Regions from separate parts of the Homo sapiens genome. Here region 2 is linked to region 1. A link is an interaction called in ENCODE POLR2A ChIA-PET data of the cell type or tissue named here. Cell type or tissue: GM12878. All regions are shown on one strand. Links, peaks and the distances in the headings refer to the core of each region. The heading gives the core; the rest is flanking DNA.

Region 1 (12,894 bases), core at 530-5,529:
TGTTGAAATTGGACGCTTGCCTTAGGAGGTGGATAGGTGACTTGAAGGAGCCCTTTGCAGTTTGGAGTAGTAATAGCAAATCAGGAGCTCCTCCATTCCCCTCCAGCACGAAGCCTTGGGTGAAGTTAATCTTCATTCATCATTTCTGTCTCTCCTAATCGATCTCTCGCCCAGTGTCTCTCCTTGTCCCTCTCCCTCCCTTTCTCTCTCTCGTCCTCTCCCCTTTTCCCCCTGTCCACCTCTTCCCCCATATCTATACAGCTTCCTTTTATACATATATACTCTCCTTTTAGAATGGAAAGATCAATTTCGTTCCCTCTTGTACTAAATAAATAAATAATTGGACCTCTACAAATAAAAAGAGACCAAAGACAAGAACAATGGAGTGCCCCGGGGTGACGAAGGCCCAGCACCGTCATTTTCTTATGAGCTCTTCTCCCACAGTGCTCAGGCTGTGGCTACACTCAACCTTGTTTACAGGAAACCGTGCCATAATCGTCGCTTGCTGTTTCCTTTCTCTTGTATCACCTCCTTCTAGTATCTGCGTTGACACCCAAGAACAGGATCTCTGATTTCATTGGAAAATTGAAGGAAACAAAACGAATCCCCCAGGTTTACATCCGTTCCTTAAATACTCGCAGAGACCTTGACTCTGAAATTAGAGCTGGGTTCGGCATCAAATGCAATTCTTGAGGTCCCAGGTCTGCAGTTCTGGTTAGTGCAATGTTGCAGCAGAGCCTGGACTGACCACTGGTTAGTGTAGCACTTTTTATTCAGCTTTATCATCTGGAGAGTGGACAGGGGAAGATCAGAAACAATGTCTTTTTGGAAAGGATTAAAAAATTTGTTTTATTCTTGGTTCTCTTCTTTTTTCCCTCGCATTGCAGTTGGAGAAACTTGTTCAGTGCCGAATGGCTAGGGGGCGCCAAAGCTCCAGGCGTCCAGCCCGGCCTCAGGGACCACGGGACACACGTAAAGACTAAGTCACATTTCAACTTTCAAAGGCTATTCCAATAACAATGTTTTATATAGATTGCCATCACCTTTATCATGACATCTTGCAACAGCAGAGTAAATTTGAGGCAGTGACACGGGGAGAATTGTGTTTTGTTATTTAGCCAGTTTTATTTGATAACTGCAAGCTCCCTGCCCCTCCCGGAACATAATTGTTGCAGGAAGGATTTGGACTGGATAAAACTTAATTTTGTGACATGCTCGTTAATTCTGTTAAACTTCCAATTCATCTGGTGTTTGTAGTTTTTAACATAAACTAGTATTTAGTGAGAAAGATGTTTACCCCCTGTGAAGGTGCTTGGCATACAATTGCTAATCATTGCAAAAGTAGCGAATAACCATCCGAATAGAGGTCAGGAGGCTGCATAGATCTCTTTTCACTAACGGAGTCCAGCTGACCTGATTATAATTAGTGTTTCCTTTGGTCAGCCTCGTTATTTTCACCAGGTGACCTAAACCACTCATTTCTTTGAGCCCACTCCTGCTGCTAAAGGGCACCTTGTCGCTGCGTGATACTGGCTCCTTTGCTTTTCTTCTGCTCAGCCCCCAGCTGGACAAGCCACCCTAGGGTCTCTCTCCTTCTGACAGCACTACTGTTTCTCAGTGTCCTCTGGGGTGTGGCTATCAGTCTTACTGACCACCAATAGACTTAGAACAGAAAGAGCCAAACTTCTAAAGGCAAGCAGTGTTGGGGACCCAGTTGCTAGGACTCAGTGGCTCTCACCCTATAAGCTTCAGGTTTTTTTTCCCCTTTAGGGGACGTATTGGTGGAGACAGGAAATCTAATTTTCTCTCCATCAGATCGCCTGCTGGGTGAGCCTCCCGGAATTACATATACTGGGCTTGGGGATGCATTGGGGACCATCAACTGCCAACATCACGGTGGCTAACAACACTGCAAATGACTTTTACTCACAAATAACATCATTAAGAGTTCATCTATCCACTTAGTCCAAGAATGATTACTAAGCACCTCCATGTGCCAGCTGCAGGATTTCACAGGCTGGCTGGAGTGACTCACCAGAGTCCAGACAGTGGTAGGCAGTGTGACAGCAGAGAAAACAGAGAGGTTCACCGGGTGCATTTATAACCCTGCTGGAGGGATGGCAAACCTGTCCGTGTGGTCAGAAAAAACTTCTGAGAGGTGGTGGCATTTGAATTGAGTCTTAAACAATGTGGGAGAGTCCAGCTGAGAGAGGCAGGCAAGAAGAAAGTATGGGCATCCACAGAGAGTCATTCTGTGTGCCTGGAGGGACGAGGGGAGGGCTCAGAGGGGATGGTGTTGGCATTGTGCATGTGACCTGTGGAAGGCATAATTCTGAGATTTGGAAGAGAAGAGAAGGTAACTGGATATACTGGATGGGGACAGTGGTACCTGTGGCAGTGGAAATCCATGGTCCAGAGACAGGGGCTCCTCAGAGTTAGTGCTGTCCCGTGTCGTCAGACAATCTGGAGATAGATGCTCCAGAGAAGGGGCCTGGACATTGGGAGCCCACCCCATGGAAGGGAGGTTTCTGCTCAGGACAATGATACTCCTGTCATGGCTTTCTCTCACAATAGTGCTACCTTCTACATGTGGGCACCCACACCCTTGCCTACACAGTTAGTCATTTACATGATAAGAGTTACCTCTGTGTCTCCTGGTCATTCAAACAGAGGCAATTCCTGACTCTGTCTAACTTCCAACTTTTCTTCAAGGTTGAAGCTTCAGAACAATGAGAGAGACTGGGGACTTCAATCACAGTAGACTAGAGTTTATTCTTAACTGCTTGCTCAGTTCTCCTCTCAATAGCTTTCTGACATTGGGCAAGTTCTGCAACTCAATTCTAGGACCAGGTAAGGGCACTAGTACCTATCTTACAGCACTGATGGAAGGATGAACTCTTAGACACAGTGTTGCCTGGGGAATGGGAAATAAAAGTTCATCCTTGTGTTCACATAGCCACCTGAACAATCTTAAAGGTTTTATTCTCAAATGAGTCCTAGCACACAGCCCACATACCTTGTCTCCTTAGTTCAAATGTCAACATGCTAACAATTGAGTCTACCTGTGGGCATGACATACAGTCTTCAAACTGGCCAACAGTCTAGTATGGTCTTTCCCTGCCCAGTGAAGTCTTAAAAGGGGACAGGAAAGATTTTAGGAGCACTTTTCATTCAGCTGGTTTGTCCCCGGCACCAGTGTCAATCCTGTGTCTTTACCCAAGGGCATCTTTGGTGCCACTTCAAGCTCCTTTTCCAGCTTTGCAAGGCCAGATAGAAAGGAGAAGATTCCCAGTAGCTCTCCTATCATAGCTAGAAGAGTCCTGAGAGTCCTGTTATCTATCCCTTTCACTGGAGATGGAGAGACGGAGGCAGACCCTTTTTGCTGGATTTCCTAGATCATAATCCACAGATTCCATGGTGCCTCTCCAATTTGATAGACAGAGAGATAGATTTTTCTTTTTCATTGATGTATAATTAACATACAATGTACTACACAGATTGGAAGTGTATGATTTGATAGGTTTTGACATATGTATACATTTAGGAAATCGCTAACATACAAATGAACCTTTCCATCATCCTCAAAAACTTCTTGACCTTTCATAATCTTGAGCCCTCCTTTTCTCCATTCTTATCTCCTGGAAGCCGCTGATCTCCTTTCTGTCACACTAGATTAGTTTGTATTTTCCAGAATTTTATGTAAGTGAGATAATATGGCATCTACTTTTTTTCTCCTGGTTTCTTTTACTCAGCATGATTATTTTGAGATTCATCCCTATTGTATGTGTAAATCGGTCGTTCCTTTTTGTTGAGTTGAATTCTATTGGATGGATATATCACGGTGTGTTTATCCATTCATCTGTTAATGGACATTTGGGTTGTTTTCATTTTTTTGTGGCTATTAAACAGAAATAAGCTGCTATGAATATTTGGGTAGAAATCTCTTGAATATTTTTGTGGAAATCTCTGCATGGATGTATGCTTTCAATTCTCTTGGGTAAATACCTGCTGGTGGAATGTCTGGATTTTTAAATTATAAATAAAAAGCACATATATATGCTTTATTTGAAATATGTGTTATATATGTGTGTGTGTGTGTGTGTGTGTGTGTTTGGTGTTTTCAAAAATGTTCAAAGTGTATTGTACCATTTTACATCCTCATCTGCAGTATATCAGAGTTCCAGTTCTCCCACATTCTTGGCAATACTTGATATGGACAGTGTTATTAATTTTATCCATTCTATTAGATGGGTAGTGGCATCTCATCTTGGTTTTAATTTGTTATTGGCCTCATGACAAAGAATGTTGAGCAGCTGTCATGTGCTAATTTTTTTATCTGTATATTTTCTTTGGTGAAATGTCTGTTAAAATTTTTGCCCACTTAAAAAATTAAGACATTTGTTTTCTTATTGAATTTTGAGAATGCTTTGTACATCTTGGATATAAGTCCTTCTTTATTAGACATGTAAATTGCAAATATTTTCTCCTGTGGCTGGTCATTTCAGTTTTTAATGAGGCCTTTGAAAAGTGAAGATTTTAATTTTGATATGGTGCAATTTGTCATTTTTTTCTTTTATGAATCATGCTTTTGGTATTCTATTGTATTGTATTGTATTGTATTCTATTGTATTGTATTCTATTCCATTCCATTCCATTCCATTCCATTCCATTCCACCCTGTTCTGATCTATTTATTATGCCATCTGTTTTTATGCCACGGTTACAGTTTTCATTATGATAGCTTTATTATAAATCTTAAAATCAGGTAGTGCTACTCTTGCACATTTGTTCTTTTTCAAAGTTGTTTTGGCTCTTTCATGTCTTTGAATTTCTGTATGGGTTTTAGAATCAGTTTTTAAATTTCTACAGAAAAGGCTACTGAAATTTTGATTGGGATTGTATTGATTCTAAAAATGAATTTAGAGAGAATTGACCTCTTAACTATACCGAGTCTTCATACCCATGAGCATGACATGTGTGTTCATTTATTTAGGACATCTTTCATTTCTTTCAGCAATGTTTTGTAGTTTTCAGTGTATAAGTCTTATACTTCTTTTGTTAGACATATTCCTAAGTATTTCATATTTTTGGTGCTGTTGTAAATACTATTTTTTTAAAGATTTAAACTTCTAAGTTTGCATTGCTAGTATATAAGAGCACAGTTGATTGTAGAATACTGATCTTGTAGCCTGAAAACATGCAAAACTCACTCATTAGTTTTTGTAGTTTTATTGTGGGTTTTGTCGTCTGTGAATAAAGACAGTTTTACTTCTTTCTTTCTAATATGGGTGCCTTTATTTCATTTTCTTACCCTATTACACTGATTAGGACTTCTAGTATAATGTTTCAGAGGAACAGTGATGACATCCTTGTCTTGTTTCTGACCTTGCGGGGAATGCATTTGGTCTTTTACTATCAAGCATGATGTTAGCCGTAGGTTTGTCACAGATGACATTTAGCAGGATAAGAGAGTTACTTTCTCTTTCTGTTTTGCAGATAGAGCTGTTGATCAGGAATGGATGTTGATCTATGTCAGATGCTTTTACTGAATAGATAAAATGATCATATAATTTTGCTTTTAAGGTTATTAATTTGGTGAATTACACAGATTAATTTTTTGAATGTTAAACCTTCCTATATTCCTGAGATAGAGTGACTACACACACTTGGATCAGGATGTATCATTCTATTCTTTTAAAAAATATATTGCTGAACTTAGTTTTTAAGACTTAAAAAAATTCTAAAAAAATTTGCATTGGTGTTCATGAATGACATTGATCTGTAATTTTCTTGTAATGTCTTTTTCTTGAAGAGATATGCAGAATTCTTATTTTTTCCTTTACATGGTTGGTAGAATTCACCAGTGAAGCCATTTTGGACCAAAGTTTTCTTTGTAGGAAATTTTGATTTTTGTGCTTGCTTTTGTTTTGTTTTGATTTTGCCTCTGCAGACCCAGAGGGTGAAGCTTAAGCAACAGAGGAGTGTCGCTATGTCTCGAAACCTAATGTAATGTTTCTTGCTAGGTTCTGAATTTTCTTGGAACACATAAATCTTTTATTCCTTCCAATTTCTCCCTTTCGGAATGGGACTCCCTATGCTATGCCTGTCCCACTATTGTGTTTTGGAAGCAGATAACATGTTTTCGAGTTTAGAAAGTCCACAGATGGAGATGAGTTTTGCCCCAGGTTGGATCATACCCAGAATATCACCCATCTGGGCTACTTAGACAATTAGATGATGAGATTTGGGAATTTTGAAGTGATGATACTTAAATGAGACTTTAAGAGTTGATGTCATAGTAGGTTCTAGGGTTGTTGGGGTGCGGTGAATATATTGCACATGTAAGACACATGTCAATTTTTGGGGACTTCCAAGGGTAGACCATAGTGCATTGAATGGTACCCCAAAAGATACGTTGAATGTGACCTTATTTGGACTAGGATCTTTGGAGATGTAATTAGTTAAGATGAAGTGATACTAGATTATAGTAGGTCTTAAATTCAATGACTAGTCTCCTTACAGGGAAAAAAGAGTTTGGAGACACACAGACACACAGAAGGAAGAAGCCCATTTGAAGACGGAGGCAGAAGTTGGGATGTTGCAGCTACAAGCTGAGGAAAGCCAAAGACTTCCAACAATCCCCCAAAGCCCGGAAGAGTAAAGGATGGATTCTTCCCTAGAACCTTCAAAAGAAGCACAGCCCTGCCATCACCTGGATTTCAGCCCTATATCCTCCAGAACTGTGAGAGAATAAATTTCTGTTCTTTTAAGTCACCCAGTTTGTGGTAATTTGTTATGTTATGACAGCCCTAAGAAATTAGTGCACATGGTAATTATCACCATAATCAAGATACAAAATAGTTCCATCACCCCCAAAACGTCTCTTATGCTGACCCATTTCAATCACATCCCTACCTCTCCCCTAAGTCTTATTAACTAGTGATCTGTTCTGTCTCACCATAGTTTCATGATGGCCTTAAAATGTCATGAAAATGGAATCATACCATCATGAAAATAGAATCATATATTACCTTTGAGACTGGCTTTTATTTTGATTCAGCATAATGCCTTTGAGATTCATCACATTGATACATATATCAGTAATTAATTCCTTTTTATGGCTGACTAGCATTCTGTTTTATAAAAATAGCATAGTTTGTTGATCTATTCACCCATTGAAGAACATTTGGGTTATTTTCAGTGTTCAGTAATTATGGAAAAGCTACTATAAACATTTGTGTACAGGTTTTTTTGTGTGTGCAAACATAAGGTTCCACTTTCCAAGGTAAATATCTAGGAATGCAATTGCTGGGTTGTATGGTGAGTGTATGTTTAGCTTTATAAGAAACCACCAAATCATTTCTCAGAATATGTGCCATTTGCATTCACAGGAATATATGGGAGTTTTAGTTGCTCTGTATTTTCCTCAGCACTTAGAATTGTCAAATTTTTTGTTTGTTTTTTAGCCATTCTGGTAAGTATGTAGTGGCATCTCACTGCAGTTTCAGTTTTCATTACTGTAATGGTAATGAATTTTAACAACTTTTTATGTACTTATTTGCCATTTGTATATTCTCTTTGGTGAAGTGTCTGTTCATGCATTTTAACTGATTCTAATTGAACATTTTCCCCTTTACTCTTTTATTTGAGAGTTAGTTATATATTCTGCATACAAATTCTTTGTCACATCTGTGATTTGCAAATACTTTCAGTCTGTAGCTTGTCTTTTCAGGCTCTTAACAGTGTCTTTTAAGCAGCAAAACTTTTGAATTTGATATAATTTAACATTATTTTCTTTTATGGATCATGCTTTTGGTGTTATCTCTAAGTTCAGATCATAGAATTTGCCTCCTATATTTTCTTCTAATAGTTTTATGGTTTTACATTTTATATTTAGACCTAGGATCCATTTTGAGTTAACTTTTATAAGGTACAAAGTTTTTGTCAGGGTTGTTTTTTGCGTATAGATGTCTATTTGTTCCAACATAATTTATTGAAAAACTATCATTCCCCATTCAACTTCTTTTGAGACTTTCATCAATAATAAAATTGTTGTATTTGTGTGAGTTTATTTCTGGACTCTATTCTGTTCCATTGATTTATTTATATGTCCTTTTATAAAGATCTCACTGTCTCAATTACTACAGTAATCAAGATTACTATATAGTAAGTTTTAAAATTGGATAGTGTGATTCCTCTAAGTTTATTCTTTGTTTTAAAAATTATTTTAGTTGTTTTTAGCCTTTTCATATAAATTTTAATCTACAAGTTTTCTGTTGAGATTTTAATTGGAATTGGGTAAAGTCTTTATATAGATGTGGAGAGAAGTAACATCTTTATCAGTCTTCCAATCCATGAACATGGTGTGTATCTTTATATATTTAGATATTTTAAAGTTTACTTCCTTAGAGTTTATCATTTTTAGCATAAAAATTTTATAGGTATTTCATTACATTCATACCTAAATATTTTATGTTTTGGAGCTATTTGGAATGATTTTTTTTAGTTAAAAATTCAATTGCTCATTCTGGTATACAGAAATATGATGGAGTTTTCTTTGTGTTGACATTGTATCCTATGCCCTTGCTACACTTATCTATTTATTCTATGTTTTTTGTAGATTCTTTGAGATACTCTACATGGAGAGTCATACCATCTGCAAATGTAAACACTTTTATTTCTTCCTTTCTAATCATTCTGACTCATTTATTTTCCTTGCTTTATTGCAGTGGCTAGAACTTCTAATACAGTGTTTAATAGAAGCTGTGAGAAAGGACAGCCTTGCCTTGTTCCTGATCTTAGTGATAAAGCATTCATTCTTACACTATAAAGTATGATGCTAGCTGTAGAATTTTTATTGATGATTTTATTAAATTGAGGATGTCCTCTACTGTTTCTAATTTGATGAGAAGTTTTATCATGTTTGGATGTTGAATTTTGTCAATTTTTTTCTTGTATCAATTAATATGATAATATTTTTTATTTCAAGTCTTAATATAATAAATGACATTAATTTATTTTAGAATATTGAATCAGCCTTACTTTCCTAGGATTAAACCCCTTGATCATGGTGGAACTTAAAAAATACATATTGCTATTTTTGATTTGCTAAGAATTTGTTTAGGATTTTTGTTGTTATACTCATGAGGGATATTGGTCTATGTTTTTCTTTTTTGGTTTTATTTTATTTGTAATACAAATAAAACAATTACATATTTATGGGGTACAGTGTAATGTTTTACTATATATATAAATTGTATAATTTTTTAGTTTGTTATAAAGCCCATCCTGGCCTCGTAGAATAAAATGGGATGTATTCTCTTATTTTCTAGAAAACAATATGTATAATTTGTATAATTTTCTTCTCTTTAGAATTCACTCATGAAACTTGGAGATTTCTTTTTTTGAAAGGTTTTAAACTATTAATTTCATGTATAAATAATGAGTTAGTATGGGCTTTCTATTTAATCTTGGGTGAGTTTTAGTATTTTGTGGTTTCAAAGTACTGATCTATTTTTTTAAGTTATTGAATATATGTGCGTAGAGTTGTTGTAGTATTCACTTATTATTCTTTTACTATCTGCAAGGTCTGTGGTGATATCTCCTATTCTATTTTTGTCACTGGCAATTTGTATGTTCTCTCTCTTTTGTTTGTCAGTCTTGCTAGAGGCTTTTTAGATTTTAAAAAAATCTTATTGCTATTTTCATTGCATGTTTAGATCAGTCTTTCTGTCCTGTCCTGTGTGTGTGTGTGTGTGTGTGTGTGTGTGTGTGTGTGTGTGTGTGTCTGCTTTCTTTCTACAACCTTCTGCAGGGTTATTTGAGCCTTTTGTTTAAATATAACATTTTAATTTTCTGATTTATTTTTGACTTTATCTTTTTGCATAATTTCTTCTTAGTGTTTTTTTTAATTGCAAAAGATGTACTTAACCTTTGGTAGTCTAGTTAGAATCAATACTTTACCACTTAAAGAGGAATTTACAATATTTTCATCTTATAGGTTCCATTACCCTCCCCTTTTTATGTTGTAGTTGTTTTATGGATTATATCCATATGCATAAAAAACCCCATCAGATGATGTTTTTGCTTTTGAGTATTACATTTATTTTAAAGAACTCAAGGTGTGAATAGTCTGTTATATTTACCTAGATGTGTACTATTTCTGTTGAGCTTCATTTATTTATCATTATTTACTTAGGATTATTCCAGGTTTCCCTCTGATAACACTTCCATTCTGTTTGAATGACTTCCTTTAGTAATTGTTTAAAGTAGATGTGCTGACAAGATCCTCTGTTTTTCTTCACTTGAGAATGTATTAATTTCACCTTTATTTCTGAATGATATTTTTCCTAGAAACACAACTCTCAGTTGACTATTATTTTCTTTATTTTTTTTCTTTGGGGCTTGTTAGGCTACTTTATTATGCAAGTCTATGTCTTTGATTAAATTTGAGACATTTCTGGGCAATATTTCTTCAAGTTTTTTTTTCTAATCCACATTCCTTCTCTTCATCTGGAGAATGTTAGACTTTTGTATCACCTACAGGTCTCTGAGTCTCTGTCAACGTTTTCTTTATCTTTTCCCTCTTTTTTCTGATTAAATAATATTTATTTATCATCCGGTTCACTGACTCTTTCCTCACCTGGGTGGCTTGCCACCCACACTCATTCATCTCCATTCTGCTACTAAGCACATCTAGAGAAATTTTTACTCTGGTTATTGTATTTTGAAGTTCTAAACTTTTTATTTGGTCCTTCTTTATAATTTCTATTGCTTTTCGTGCAAAAAGTTTTTAAATTTTTTCCATAGGTTATTGGGGTACAGGTGGTGTTTGATTATACAAGTAAGTTCTATCATGTGATTTGTGAGATTTTGGTTCATCCATCACCTGAGCGGTGTACACTATACCCTATTTGTAGTCTTTTATTCCTCGCCCTCTTCCTACCCTTCCCCTTAAGTCCCCAAAGTCCATTGTATCATTCTTATGCTTTTGCATCCTCATAGCTTAGCTCTCACATATCAGTGAGAACATATGATGTTTGTTTTTCCATTCCTGAGTTACTTCACTTAGAATAATAGTCTCCAATCTCACCCAGGTTGCTGCAAATGCCACTAATTCATTCCTTTTTATGGCTGAGTAGTATTCCATCGTGTGTATATATATATATATATACACACCACAGTTTCTTTACCTGCTTGTTGATTGATGGGCATTTGGGTTGGTTCCATGATTTTGTAATTGTGAACTGTGCTGCTATAAACATGTGTGTGCAAGTTTCTTTTTCATATAATGACTTCTTTTCCTATGAGTAGATATCTAGTAGTGGGATTGCTGGATCAAATGGTAGTTCTACTTTTAGTTCTTTAAGGAATCTCCACACTGTTTTCCATAGTAGCTGTAGTAGTTTACGTTCCCACCAGCAGTGTGGAAAGTGTTTCCTGATCACCACATCCACGCCAACATCTACTGTTTTTGATTTTTTGATTATGGCCATTCTTGCAGGAGTAAGGTGGTATTGCATTTTGGTTTTGATTTTCATTTCCCTGATCGTTAGTGATGTTGAGAATTTTTTCATGTTTGTTGGCCATTTGTATATCTTCTGTTGAGAATTGTCTATTCATGGCCTTAGCCCACTTTTTGATGGGATTATTTGTTCTTTTCTTGCTGATTTGTTTGAGTTTGTTGTAGATTCTGCATATTAGAACTTTGCCGTATGTAAAGATTGTGAAGATTTTCTCCCACTGTGAGACTTTATATTTTTGTATTTGTTTCATGATTGTTATTCCATACTTTTCAGAGCACTTTCATAATAGCTACAGAAAGCCTTTCTCTTATTATTCTAATACCTCTGTCATCTCTACATTGGTGTCTGTTGACTGTTTCCCACTTGAGTTGATTTTTGGTATTGTAAATAATTTTGGATTCTCTCCTGGACATTTTAAATATTTTGTTAGGAGACTCTGGGTCTCATTTAAATTTTTTAAAAAGTTCTTATTTTTATTCTAGCAGGCCATTTACTCAGTTGAGCTTAGGCCAGGTCTGGCCAGCATCATTTAAGCTATGGTTTTAATGCCCTTTCCATTTTCCAAGCCTTTGCAGTACTGTTGGGATTTGTCCTGCATATGCATCACTAAGTGGCCAGTGCAACTTCAGTGTGAGCTCAGGAGCTCATAAACGACTTTATGGGGTTGACTTCTCAGTGTCCTCCTTCTTCATGATGTCTCACAAGCTCTCCAGTTTCCTGAGCTCCCTATTTTTTGTCTTCTAACTGGAAAGCTGTGGCTTTCTTCACTCTGGGTGGAAGGGTATTACTACTGTATACGTCCCACAATTGTGCCCATGTCTAGGCAAGCAACAGGTGACTGATGGGAAAAAACTCAGGGTTTTAGGTACCTGCCCCTGCAATTATCACTGACTCTTGTTACTATGGGGTTATCTGAAGACAGGGATATGAGACAACAAAAAGAAAAAGTGGGGGACTTCCTCTACTGTCTCTGAGGGATTAGCTTCTTTCTTGTTTCTCAAGCTAGAACCAGAGGATTTATCCTAGAAATTTCTCTGAGCTCCAGGGCCCAATTCTAGATTTGGAGGTGCCTCAGCTCTGGGTCAGGAGATCTACCAGAGGAAAAATGGGAAATTTACCACTTACGTAGCTTAGGATTTAGAATTCTGGTCTTCCTTCCCAATTTGCTTGCTACTGTTTCCTTATTAGAGTCCTCAAATATCTGCTCCATGCATTTCATGCTAGTTTTATTGCTGCATTCCATGGGAAAGACAGGGTGGAGTGTTCTTGCTCCATCTTACCTGGAACCAGACCATTCTTTTCATGCTCACAGCCCCCTTGCACGTGTGGAAGTACAGTGCTGGCTGCATTGAAGCATAGGTGGCTGTTGC
Region 2 (12,894 bases), core at 3,381-8,380, 230 kb after region 1:
TGCCGTGGAATGATCTATATCTCTTTGGGTATATACGCAAAATGGGATGGCTAGGCTGAAGGGTATTTCTGTCTTAAGTTCCTTGAGAAATCTCCAAACTGCTTTCCATGGTGGCTGAACTACTTTACATTCCCACCAGCAGTGTATAAACGAGCCGTATTCTCTGCAACCTTACCAGAATCTGTTGTTTTTTGAACTTTTAATAGTAGCCATTCTGACTGGTGTGAGATGATATCTCATTGTGGTTTTTAATTTGCATTTCTCTAATGATTAATGATGTTGAGTATTTTTTCATCTGCTTGTTGGCTGAGTGTATGTCTTCATTTGAGAAGTGTCTGTTCATGTCCTTTGCCCATTTTATAATGAGGTTTTTTTGTGTGTGTGTTGACTTGTTAAAGCTTGTTATAGATTCTGGGTATTAGATCTTTGTTGGATGTGTAATTTGCAAATGTTTTCTTCCATTCTGTAGGTTGTCTGTTTACTCTGTTGATAGTTCCTTTTGGTGCAAGCATCTGGAAAGCTCTCAAGTACCAGGCAAGTTATAGGGATGTATTGCTAAATGGAGATTTGATATCTTTTATTCCTCCCATGATTTTTCTGCTGTTATTTTTTTAAGTCAGCAGTGATTGCTTTTATTGGTAAGGATATCCAGATATAGAAAAGTATACCAAATAGTACAGAATAAACATCCAAATATTTATATCAACTGGAATTTTCTCTGTGACATTGGATAAGTAGCTGAATTTTACTGAATTTTTTCATAGTTAAAATAGGAACAGCACTCTTGCCAGGAGGATCAAATGCGTAGATAGACATAAAAATGCTTCTTCACTTCTCTTCCCTCTGAATCTCCATTTCTCTTTCTATTTACTTGTTTTTAAATAGACTATTTTAGAATAATTTTATTTTATAGAAAAATTTATTTCTTTATAACAATCATGTTATAATTTATATTAATTTAATTTATATAATTTTTATTTATAAAGATAAATTTTATGATTTCTAATTTTAATTTATAATTTAAAAAATTTTCCATAAGTTACTGGGGTACAGGTGGTATTTGGTTATATGAGTAAGTTATTTAGTGGTGACTTGTGAGATTTTGGTGCACCCATCATGTGAGCAGTATACACTGCACCATATTTGTAGTCTTTTATTCCTCACTCCCCTCCTACTCTTCCCCCCCAAATTCCCAAAGTCCATTGTATTATTTTTATGCCTTTGTGTCCTCATAGCTTAGCTCCCATATATCAGTGAGAACATACAATGTTTGGTTTTCCATTCCTGAGTTACTTCATGTAGAATAATAGTCTCCAATCTCATCCAGGTCACTGCAAATGCTGTTAATTCATTCTTTTTATGGCTGCATAGTATTCCATTGTGTATATACACACACACACATATATATATATATCACAGTTTCTTTATCCACTCATTGATTGATGGGCATTTGGTTCATTCTATTTTATAGAAAAATTGCAAAGATAGTGCAGAGAGTTCCCATATACCTGTTTAACACCTTATATTAGTATGGTACATTTTTCACAATTAATGAATCAACGTTGCAACACTATTATTAACTAAAGTCCATACTTTATTCAGATTTCCTTAATTTTTACCTTATGTTCTTTTTCTGATCCAGGATCCCACTGTGGATATTGCATGGCATTTAGTCGTTATGTCTCCTCCAGCTCCTCTTGGCTGTGACAGTTTCTCAGAATTTTGTTGCTTTTGATGATCTTGACAGTTTGAGGAGGACTGGTTAGGTGTTTTGTATAATGTCCCCTAACTGTTATTTGTCTAATGTCTTTCTCATCAACAGACTGGGGTTATAGGTTCTTGGGAGGAAGGCCACAGAGATAGAGGGCCATTTTCATCACATCCTGTCAAGGGTAAGCACTGTCAGCATGACTTCGCCCTGTTAATGTTGACCCTGATCTCTGGCTGAGGTTATGTTGGTGATATTTCTCTACTGTCAAGTTACTTGTTTTCTTTTCATACTGTACTCTTTGGATGGAAGACACTATCAACAATCAACACTTAAGGGGTGAAGAGTTTACTCCATCTTCTAGAGGCCAGAGTTTCTACATAAATTATTCGGAATGCTCCCGCCTAGGACATTTTTCTCTTCACCCCCATTTATTTATTTATTCAATGTTTTATTTTGATCAGTATGGACTCATGTTTATTTATTTCATATTTTGAATTATCATCCAATGTTACTTTTTGTTTTTCAAATTGTTTCAGTTTTGGCCATTGAGACCTTTTCCAGTTGGTTTCTGTGTTCCTTTGACATGCCCCCAACATGTTTGTTTTGGGTTTTATTTTCAGCACTTGCTCGCTTTTTGGCACAGTAAGATACTTCGGGATCATCTCGTATACTTCCTGTTCCAGTCCTAGAATCAGCAATTTTTCTGAGAACCCCTGGCTCCTTTCATGAGAGAATGATGTTAGACACCAAGATCTGGGTGCCTGTGCTTGCTGGTGCTGGGGTATAGTTGCTTGCAGGCACTTTGACCTGACAGAGCAAGAAAATACATATGCATACCAACCTGCATGTGTACACATTTCTGTGTGTGCCTATCTCTACATCAAGATAAACATGAGTTCACAGTGATGTTTCCAAGACTAATCCACTACCATATGGGTCATTAGAGCCTCCTCTCTTGCTTGTTGCCTCTCCCACAGTGAGAAACCTGGCTCTTACCACCTGCCATTCATTTACTTAATTGTTCAGTTGTAGTGTACATGTATAGTGTTTTCAGAATCATTTTTTTTGCTTACTCTATAAGCTAACCATTACCTTCTGCCTCAGCTCAGTGCTTTTGTGCTTGTGCCTTACATTCCCTACTGTAAATCCACAAAGACAAGATTTGTATATATTTGATTCTCCTTTATTTCCATTGTAGAAGAAGGAATTTATTTGTCTCATGATTTTTTAAAGAAATATTTTAGATTCCTTAAAATAGGGCCATTTTAGGAGAAGGAATTCTATGCATGTGTGGGGACAGGTGGGTGCAACTTGGAAGTTCTGTTAACAAGAAAAGCTTGTGATGATGGGTGTGAAAATGAGTGGGAGGTGGCTGTGGTGAACAAGATGTCTCCAGACTAAAGAATTACAGGAAATTATCCAGGTGGATTCAATCTATAGTATGTGTCATTGCCACATGGAATATGGGATGACCAGATTCTAACTCAATGGTTCTAAGTCATGTTGATATCTAACACAAAGAGCAGTGACTTTTTTCTGGGCTCATGAGATAGAGGAGTCTAAAAAGCAGAGAAATGAAGAAATCACTGGGGTGAGGAAAAGGCATTTAAAAGAATTATGGGCCTTTTGGCAGAAACCAATTTTCAAGAGTTTGAGTGTAGATTGATATTTTTCCCTTCTACTTTTTCTGTATCTTCTAAATGTTCCCAAACAACAACATGTCATCTTTATAATGTAAGAAAAACATTTATTTTAAAAATATTTTGCTCAGCTGTATCACTCTGTTGCTAAAGGATATGGCTTAATTTCCATTCTTTAGCAACAGTGGCTATTGGGAAGACAAAAAAAGTGCTTAAACATTCTTCTGTAACTCCATGTTGCAATTGTAGAGAAGCTGCACTTTTTCTATCAATTTTAATATCATATGGCAAAAAGAAAAAAAGGAAAAGAGAAGTTGTATTACTTTTGAGTGTTCTACACACCAATATAAAGGAAGAGCTCAATGAAGCCTTAGCTATGTAACACCATGATGCAGAACCTTAGCTCCCTAAACCTGACTCATTCTTATGTTGTTGATATAGTGATTGAGGCTGGGGAGCCATCCTACAGTGGCAGTGTGTTCAAACATAAGATTCTGTTATTATTATTATTATCATCATTTCAAAGAGCATGTTATTTGCTAGGTGTGAGACTTGAGAGTATAAGAAATGGAAAATGAGAGGCTCCAGTTTTTGGTACCTTTGCTATAGCAATATTTGACTTACATATCGTGAAACCAAGCACACAAGTCATACACAGTCATGCATCTCTTAACAACTGAGGTGCATTCTGGGAAATGTGTCATTAAGCCATTTTGTTATTGTGCAAACATGACAGGGTATACTTATACAAACCTAGATGGTAGAGCCTACTACACACCTGGGCTATATGGTATAGCCTATTGCTCTTAGGCCACGAACCTGTACAGCATATGACTATACTGAATATTGTAGGCAGTTGTAACACGATGGGAAGCATTTGTTTATCTAAACATAGAAAGAGTACAGTAAAAATTCAGTATTATCATCTTCTGGGGCCACTATAATATAGTCCATAATTGACTAAAATGTTGTTATGCAGTACATGACTATTTATATGTAAGTTGAATAAAAGAGTGGTATAGAAGTAGGAGCACTGGCCAGTGTGGCTGGAAGCTGCCCACCAGTCTCCATGTAAACAACTCAAAGGAATCTGTCCAAGCTGGACTTGTCAACAATGTTACTGAGGATTCCAGCATGACTGTAAATGCTCTGCTTTTAACTGTTCAGTTGGATGAAACTTGACAAATATTACAGTGGTGAAACTGTGACAAAAATTAAGACATAGAGCATTCCCATCACCTCAGAAATTTCCCCTTTACTGTCCATCACCCAACTTGTCCCAGCCCCAGAAAGCTGCTGATTGCATTCAGTGACTACACATTCACTTCGATGTTTTAGATTTCCTAACAAAAAATTATACTGTATGGAGTTTTTTATGTCTGGCTTCTGTCAAAAAACAACACTCCATGAATATTTTCAAGTTTTTGCATGATCTGGGCTTTTAAGCAAAAAGTCCTGGCCACCTGGGCTGAAGGATGATTGATGGTAACCATGTCTGGGAAGTTAGAGATGGGGAGTTATTCCAGAAACACTATGGTTCATCTGCTCTGCAGCCATTAGCTTACATTCCAAAGGGCAATGGACCTGAAGGCTTCTCCTTCCCACCTGAGAGGATCTGTTTATGTCAAAAAAAAAAAAAAACAAAAAAACCAGGTTTCTCTCTTTCCTCCAGAGGGGGAGCCAGGCAGCTGTACCAGCCACCCACATAAGCTGCAAGATTTATGATTTGGAGCTCCTTCTTGTGGCACAAACCAAATCACATGTGTAGGTGCCCACTGCTCTTCTTGCATCGTCCCATGGGGAGGGGCTGCATGGGGAACTGACACAAGATGCTCTGTGAATCATCAGGTCTGTCTTGGATCCAGAACAACATGCTTCCTGTCAGAACCAACCAACCAACCAACCAACCAACGACCCAACCAATGCATACATGTAGAAAAGACTTCACGGCTTCTTTCCCTCAGCCTTGTTTTAGAGACCCACCCACATTCATGTGTGTATCAGTAGTGGCTTTCGTTTTATTGCTGAGTAATATTGAATTGTGTAGACACACACAAAAAAATGTCAACGGTAGACCACCATAAAAATTTTCTAGGAAAGTTCAAAACTTATTTTTAATACACACACTCACACGCACACACACACATGCCCATACACACAAACACACACATTATGGTGGTCTACCATTGACATTTTTGACAATACTTTCATTTTAATGCCAGTAGACATACTCCTCTTGCAAATCCCACTGGCTCTAAGAAAAGCATATTCAGCTTGCATGCATGTGACCCTAAAAGTCAGGTGAAAATCTAAAAGGAAAAGCAGGTACTCCTGTGTATTTGCCTGTGTTAGGGGGAAGAAAAACTTGGAGACTTTAGCAAAAAACAAACAAACAAACAAAACAGAACAAAACAAAAAATCCTTCTAAGGATACATTGTCATTTCTCCTAAACATTCGGGCCATTATCAGCAGGCTGTGGTGTTAAGTCTTGTTTTTTCCTTTCTCACTTCCATTTTTAGCCCACAGAACTAAATCTAACTCATTTTAGGTAGTGCAATGTGAGACACATCATTTGATGCTTCTGACACTGAGGTCCCACAGCTGTGAAGGAGTGTCATGTTCCCTGGTCCACCCACCATTTAGGGCATCAAATCCTGGGGCTCTCTACACAAACAGATCTTGTAGATCTACATGTTTCTGACAACTATGTTGCAGCAGATAGCAACTACTTGCTGGAGGAAGGGTGGCTTTTCTAATGCATTGTAAAGGCAGTTTGGGCTGGTTGTGGAACAGAAAGTGCTGTGTGGACTGGATGACTGTTCTAGCCACACACTGTGGAGGGTGAGGTGCCCGCTCCTTCCACAGTGTCACAAGTTGATGTCGAGCCTGCAGAGCAGAAGCTGTGAAGCACCTGCCTCTCCTGAGGGCAGCCTGGAGGCATCACCTGCTGAGTTGTCTCTACCAAGCTGAAACACACACAGAAACCTCCTTTAGCAATTCTCCACGTGGACCAGTCACTGGAATTGCAGTGCCCTGGGCAAGAGATTAGTGAGATTTCACCAGCTAAGCAGGGCTGGGCTTTAGTAATGCTTGTTAGGGGATTTCCAAATGGTGTGGGGAGAGAATGTGTAATGCCTTCCCCACCTTTTGGGTGATATCACCTTTGAGTAAAACATAGTAAACAAAGTAAAAAATCCTGAGGGCAAGCCAACGAGGATTCTGGGGAAGGAATTTCTACTAAGCAGGGTAGTGCTTTCTCCATGGCCCTGAATCACCTGGCAGGGACTCAGCCTTGGAGGTTTCTTACACCACAAGATCATCTGTCTCAAACGTAGCCAGGGGGAAGTTAAGGGCAAAAGCTGATGTCAGAGACCCCTAGAGGCCCCTAGAGTAGTGGCTCCCAGTTGCTAGATGACAGCATTGTGCACTGTTCCTCAGGACACTCTACTTTGTTTAGTTTGTATAAACCAGTGACCTTTGCTTCTGCTTAGGCCACATGTTTCTGGGTAACTTTGCCACCCATGTACATCGTACAAAGTTCAAAAGTTGGGGCATTTCTCTGCCTCCTCCTGTTGCCTCATCAGGGATAACTCTGAGTTATCATTAAAACATAATGGATACATTTTAAACAAATTTTAAAATGAGATTTTTGTATTATCCTATTTTTATTAAAATATCGTTTGCAAATCTAATTCTCATTTTCCTGATTGTATTTTTTTTTTCCATTTCCAAGCCAAAAAGGATTACAAGAATTTTAACTTTGGCTTCTTAAAAAGAGCTAACTTGTTCTGGAGCACTATTTGCCTTTTTGCTCCTCAGGTCGAGACCACTCATCTCAGGCACGCAGAGGCTGTCTGTGACTATCCCAATTAAACAACTTGCAAGATCCTTCAAGCCAGAATTCAGGGTCGGCTCCAAGTGAGGGACACTTCACTGTTCTCTTCCACAACCAGACTATCATCTCTGCCCTAAGAGGAGCTGACAAGTCCACCTAGCAGACTAAAGAGTTGTGTACCAGGAGTCTCAAAGCTGTCTTCTGATGACCCACAGCTACCTTTCTGGGGGTCCTGGGGAGGTCACTTTCCTCATCTAGGTCTTAATCCCTTTTTATGAGATTGAGAGTTCTGAATGAGAACTACAAAGAACTGTTTAATTCTTGCCATCCAATGGCTAGAGGAGCATTTGGCGTGTGCCAGATATTCCCCGCTGGCCCCAGGGACCTCCTCTGCACCCCTTTCTGCCCTACTGTGCTCCCTAACAGGCGGACCTCTACCAGTGTTATTTCTGGGTCCCCTGCCCTCCAGCCCCTGGTTGGGGGTGGCCAGTAAGATTCACTAGGTATTAAACCCAAGAGACAGATATTTCTTCACTGTTAGCAAAGTCAGTCAGGCACCAGGAGAATGTCTCTGTGGGTGTCACTTAAGGGACTTTGGACACCTATGCTTAGGCTTGTTCAAATAAATGACATGTGAGTACTTTGCAGTTTGATAGTTCTATGAATCATGAATACAGTGCAATGAAAACGTCAACCTATAATGTTACCAGGGATTAATTGCTATGGATTATCATTCTTCTCTGCCTTGCTTTCTGCAAACATAACATTATTCCTTAAAAAACATATACACTTATGTGCACAAACACATGCACACATGATGTTTTTAGACTAATTAACATAATTAAAATTTTCTGAAATAGTTAAGTGGAATAGACTTTTTTCCAAAAATGACAGTTTCTTCTCCAGTGAAGAAGAAAAGACACCTCATAATTTAAACATTTCATTTGAAAATATATTCTCAGAAATGTATAATGTAGATATTGCTTTAAAACAAGCTCATCTTATGAATATTTCTCCAATTTGTCTGTAAGTTTGCCAATTTTTTTCTCCTTGGGTCAGGGTGCAGATATGTAGTGTGTATCAATTAGCATGATATATCTGCAATGTTTATATTAAAAATTACGAAAAACATGCTTCTCGAAACATGTAACTAGATACCAGTTAAGGGAGTCTCTGGTAGCCATGAAAATTGCACTCAGGGGACCCATAAGGTTAGCATTACATTGGAACAGATGATTGCCTAAGATTTGTAGCTGTGGGGACAAAGCTTTTGTCAGATCATTAAATCATATAACATCATAACCCCTTCTGCAGGAAGTCTGGGAGCCAAAATGGGATTGCTGAAATTTATGAGCAGAAGCACATGCAGTTTACTAGATAACTTGAAATAGGTAGAGCAAAATTGGAACCTCCCGACTCACTGAACTTGCTCTCCCCAGGCAGCTGTTGCAAATGGCCATGGTTTCCATGAAGAGTGCACAGATGGCTCCGTCCTCACAACTTCCTTAGAAAGATGGAAAATGGAACTTGTCTTGATGACAGTGTCTGCTAGGTTCATCAACTTCTGAAATGTGGTGACAGAGCATAGACTATAACTCATGGGTAAAAGGACATTGCTTAGAAGCAAATAGTAATATTTGTCAGGGAAGATCTTGAAGAGTTCACTTATTAAAACATTGAGTTGACATCTCTTATTTTGATCAAAATAAATGAAAATGGGGTCAGCATTGTAGTGTATTCTACCTTTAATTAGCTAATTAATTTTTGAGACAGGTTTGAGACCTACTCACTAGAAAGATACATGCATAGAATTTCACATACCCAAAGGAAATGAAATCAGTATTTCAAAGAGATAGCTACATGCCTGTGTTCATTGCAGCACTATTCACAGTAGCCAAGATATGGAAGCAACCTAAATGTCCATCACTGAGTGAATGGATAAAGAAAATGTGGTTTATAGACACAATGGAATACCATTCAGTTTTAAAAAAAGCAGGAAATCCCGTCATTTGTGACAACCTGGATAAATCTGGAGAACATTATGCCAAGTGAAATAAGCCAGATACAGAAAGACAAATACTATATGATCTCACTGATATGTGGAATCTTAAAAAGTTGTAATCACAGAAGCCGAGAGTAGAATGCTGGTTGCCAAGGGCTGGGGGCAGTGGGGAGGAGTGGGAAGGGGTGGGGCAGATGTTGATCAAAGGAAATACAATTTCAATTAGATGGAAATAAGTTCAGGAGATTTATTATACAGCATGGTGACTACAGTTAATAACAATATGTTGTATATTTAAAAAATGCTAAGAGGGTGGATTTTAAATGCTCTCACCACAAGAGTAGGTAGTATGTGAGGTGATGGATGTGCTCAGTTGCTTCATTTAATCATTCTGCAGTGTGTACGCATATCAAGACATCATGCTAGACATCATAAATATATGTAATGATTATTTGTCTACTAAAAATACTTTAAACAAAACTTTTGGGGGTTCACAGATCTGTTCATGTTTCTACCCCCAATTATGACACTTCCTCAGAGATTCCTCTGCTGTGATGAATGACGCCAAGCATGTGTTCCCAATCATGATTGCCTAAGAACGGCTTTCCACCTCTGGAGAGCCTTACGCTCTGCTGTTTTGGACTTTTCCCTTAGCATTGTTGAGGATTAGAGTAAAATAGAAATTAGTATAACCAAATATGGCATCGATTTGTTTACTGCTTTGTCTTAAGTGGGGTGCAAAGCTGTATATTTTATATCTTTTCTCAAATGATTCCTGAAAGTCCTAACATGCATCTGGGCTTTCTGAACTGTCTCCCCATTTTTTCCCCTATTAATTTGAACTTTACTCCTTTTCTTTACAAAATATTAAGGTTCTTCTTCATTTGGAATCCCACAAATCACAGTTTCCACTTGAAGGAATCTGATGTTGTCTCGGCTATGACTTGGAGCACTTGCTTGTGAGATTAAGCCTTATTGTACTGTTTTATTATATTTTATTATAAAAGGACTCACGCATCCCCCTAGGGAACCATGTCATCCCTGCTGTGCTGACCTCTGTCCCGCCCCAGTGCAAGCATCCCTGCCTCTGGGCTTTTGCACCTGTCCCTCCGCCTAAGGCTGTTCCTAGAATGTTTGCAAGGTGAGTTGTTGGCTCCTTCTCACATTCATATTTCAGCCCAAATGCCATCTCCTTAAGGGACATTTCTTTTCCCTTGATCTAAAGGAGCCTTGATGGACCACCTGAGATGGCTGCTTTCTTCATTCCAATCATAATAGTCCTGCAGTTTCTTGTTTATTTGTTACTCATTCCCCTACCCTGCCAAACAAAAGGCTTTGTGAAGAAGCCCCTGGTCTGTTACTGTGAAGGCCCCATCCCAGCACCTGACACCTAGCCGACCCTTGAGAAATGCTTTCCTGCCTCAGAAACTGACCTGAGAATATTTTGAAGTTACTAATGAGACCTCTATGTATATTTTAATGTGCAAAACTTGCATACTTACCCTTGCAGAAATGTAGAATGCTAGCTTATTGAGAAAACAAATGAAACACTTCACTCATGATAAATTCAACTGTGCAAAGTGCATATGCAGTGACAAATATTTCATAAATTATGAGCGTGGCAACAAAGATGGAGCAGGCTTAATTTTGATGTGGATTGACAGTTGAGAAGACCAGTAATTACTTAGATTGGTTTTTTTCTGCCTCTTTCTCCTGACTGATATATTTCTTATAAATTATAAGAGAAAGGTAATTTTTAAAAATAATAATTATATTGCTTACAGAATTTTCCTCCAAATGGTCATATAAAAATCTCCCTTGGCTGGGTGTGGTGGCTCACACCTATAATCCCAGCACTTTTGGAGGCCGAAGTAGGTGGATCACCTGAGGTCAGGAGATCGAGACCAGCCTGGCCAACGTGGTGAAATCTCATCTCTACTAAAAATACAAAAATTAGCTGGGCGTGGTTGCAGGTGCCTGTAATACCAGCTACTCAGGAGGCTGATGCTGGAGAATCGCTTGAACCCAGGAGGCGGAGGTTGCAGTGAGCTGAGATAGTGCCATTGCACTCCAGCGTGGGAGACAAGAGTGAAACTGTCTCAAAAAAAAAAAAAAAAAAACACTCCCCTAAGCTGCAGGCCAATATAGAGGTGGAGGTGCTTGGGGACCAAGCAATGATGAATTTGAGTCCATAAATATGCAGGGGAAGTCAGTGATGCTTTCTCCTCTAAGACAGATTCATGGTAGTAAAACTCTCAAGGTTAGGATGAACCGCCCACCTGAATCCAAATTCCACATTCCTCACATTGCACAACTCAATTTGAACCCTCTAAAACTCATTTTCATTATCTACAACATGTGCTTATATTCTTTTTCTCACAAGATGTTTGTTAATAGCAAATAGTAAGATGCATGGGAAAGTTCAGCATGAAGGTTAATTACTTTATTGTCCCATGGATATAACAGTGCTATGAATATAGTAGATACTTAATGAAGAGTTGTTTATTATTGCCTTTATCTCTTTCAATGGATATTCTGAAGCATTTTCTAATACTTGAATCAAACATTGGAGAAACTGGTATCAAGTTTTGAGGGGCAATAATAAAGGAGAGATTCCCTGAGTAGGATGCAGGTCTAAGTGCTTTGGGTCTAAGGGCCAATTTTAAGCCCTATGGTGAAGCTGCCCTTCCTACGTGCCCCATTGGGAACAAAAGTGGGGCAGGCTGAGGTTTCCTCATTTGTGTCTTACAGGATCCCATGGGGATAGGTTTTGGTCACAGCCAAAGGTCCTGCTTTGCCCACAGCCTATTAATTTAAATGTTAATCTCATCCAAAACACTCTCACTGACACACCCAGAATAATGTCTAATCCCATATCTGGGCTCTGTGGCCCAGCACATTTGACACATGCAGTTAACTATCACATTGAGCTTCTGGGGAACTCTTCTGTTTAGGCGATATTTTTCCGATACAATTGCTTCCTCTCCCAGTTCACTCCTTGACTCTCCGCCAGTGTCATTGGAGAACGGTGCACCAGCAAGAGGAACAGCAGTCACTCTGTTCCTCAGTGGACATGGGAGCAGTGCTGTCATTGCTCTTCAATGGCTGTTAGCACGTGCTGGTTCTCTTCTCCAAAGCATGCCACACTGCAAGGGTTCTGCTCAAATAACCATCGTGACTGCCAGCTGGGGCCTGGGACTCCAAGATTCTCCATTTACAGACAGGGAAAGTCACAGGGGAGTCAGGATGGCACAGGGATAGAAGCCAAATCTCTCATTGCTGGTCCACAGTTACTTCCTCTGCATCGGCCTTGACTTGGCATGAAATCACTGATGAGACTTCCACGACATGGATGAGGACTCCACTCCTTAGATTTGTCTGATGCAATAGAGAAGAACTAAATTCACCAAGTGTCAGCACTCCATTATCAATACAATTTGAAAAATTAATTCCAAAATCTGTACTATCCCTTTGTGTTCACTTTATGTGCTTGATACCTGAGGAAATACATCATTGACTAAAAAAAAAAAGGTTCTGCCCCCTCTCACTCCTTAAGAACAAGGTCTAGGTTGGTTGCAAAGAGTGAAGAAAGAACAAATACAGATACAAAGACAAACTAAAATTTAGTTACAGTTTAGATAACTAAAATCCTGTCTAGAAGTCTTGAGGAAGAGGGTCCCTGGGCCCATAGTTTGAATCAATGCA

Evidence for each region. ChIA-PET counts read pairs that join two places held together with the same protein. Peaks named below come from ENCODE experiments on the same cell type or tissue, not always from the same donor. Only the 100,000 strongest peaks of a DNase experiment are listed, where the experiment ranks them.
Region 2: POLR2A ChIA-PET joins it to region 1 with 11 read pairs; 6 of 35 experiments call an interaction of 5 or more read pairs at or near these places.

The regions. Positions count from the first base shown.
Region 1 is chr7:45,922,478-45,935,371 of GRCh38, forward strand. No RefSeq gene overlaps it. Among named protein-coding and RNA genes, the nearest start is that of IGFBP3, 7.7 kb to the left of the region's middle. In GM12878, for the core only: a CTCF peak has its summit at 923; no DNase peak of the experiment used is centred there.
Region 2 is chr7:46,147,830-46,160,723 of GRCh38, forward strand. No RefSeq gene overlaps it. Among named protein-coding and RNA genes, the nearest start is that of IGFBP3, 230 kb to the left of the region's middle. RefSeq lists enhancers at 6,445-6,514, 6,662-6,956. In GM12878, for the core only: no CTCF peak of the experiment used is centred there; a DNase peak (open chromatin) is centred at 6,152; H3K27ac peaks cover 1,329 bases.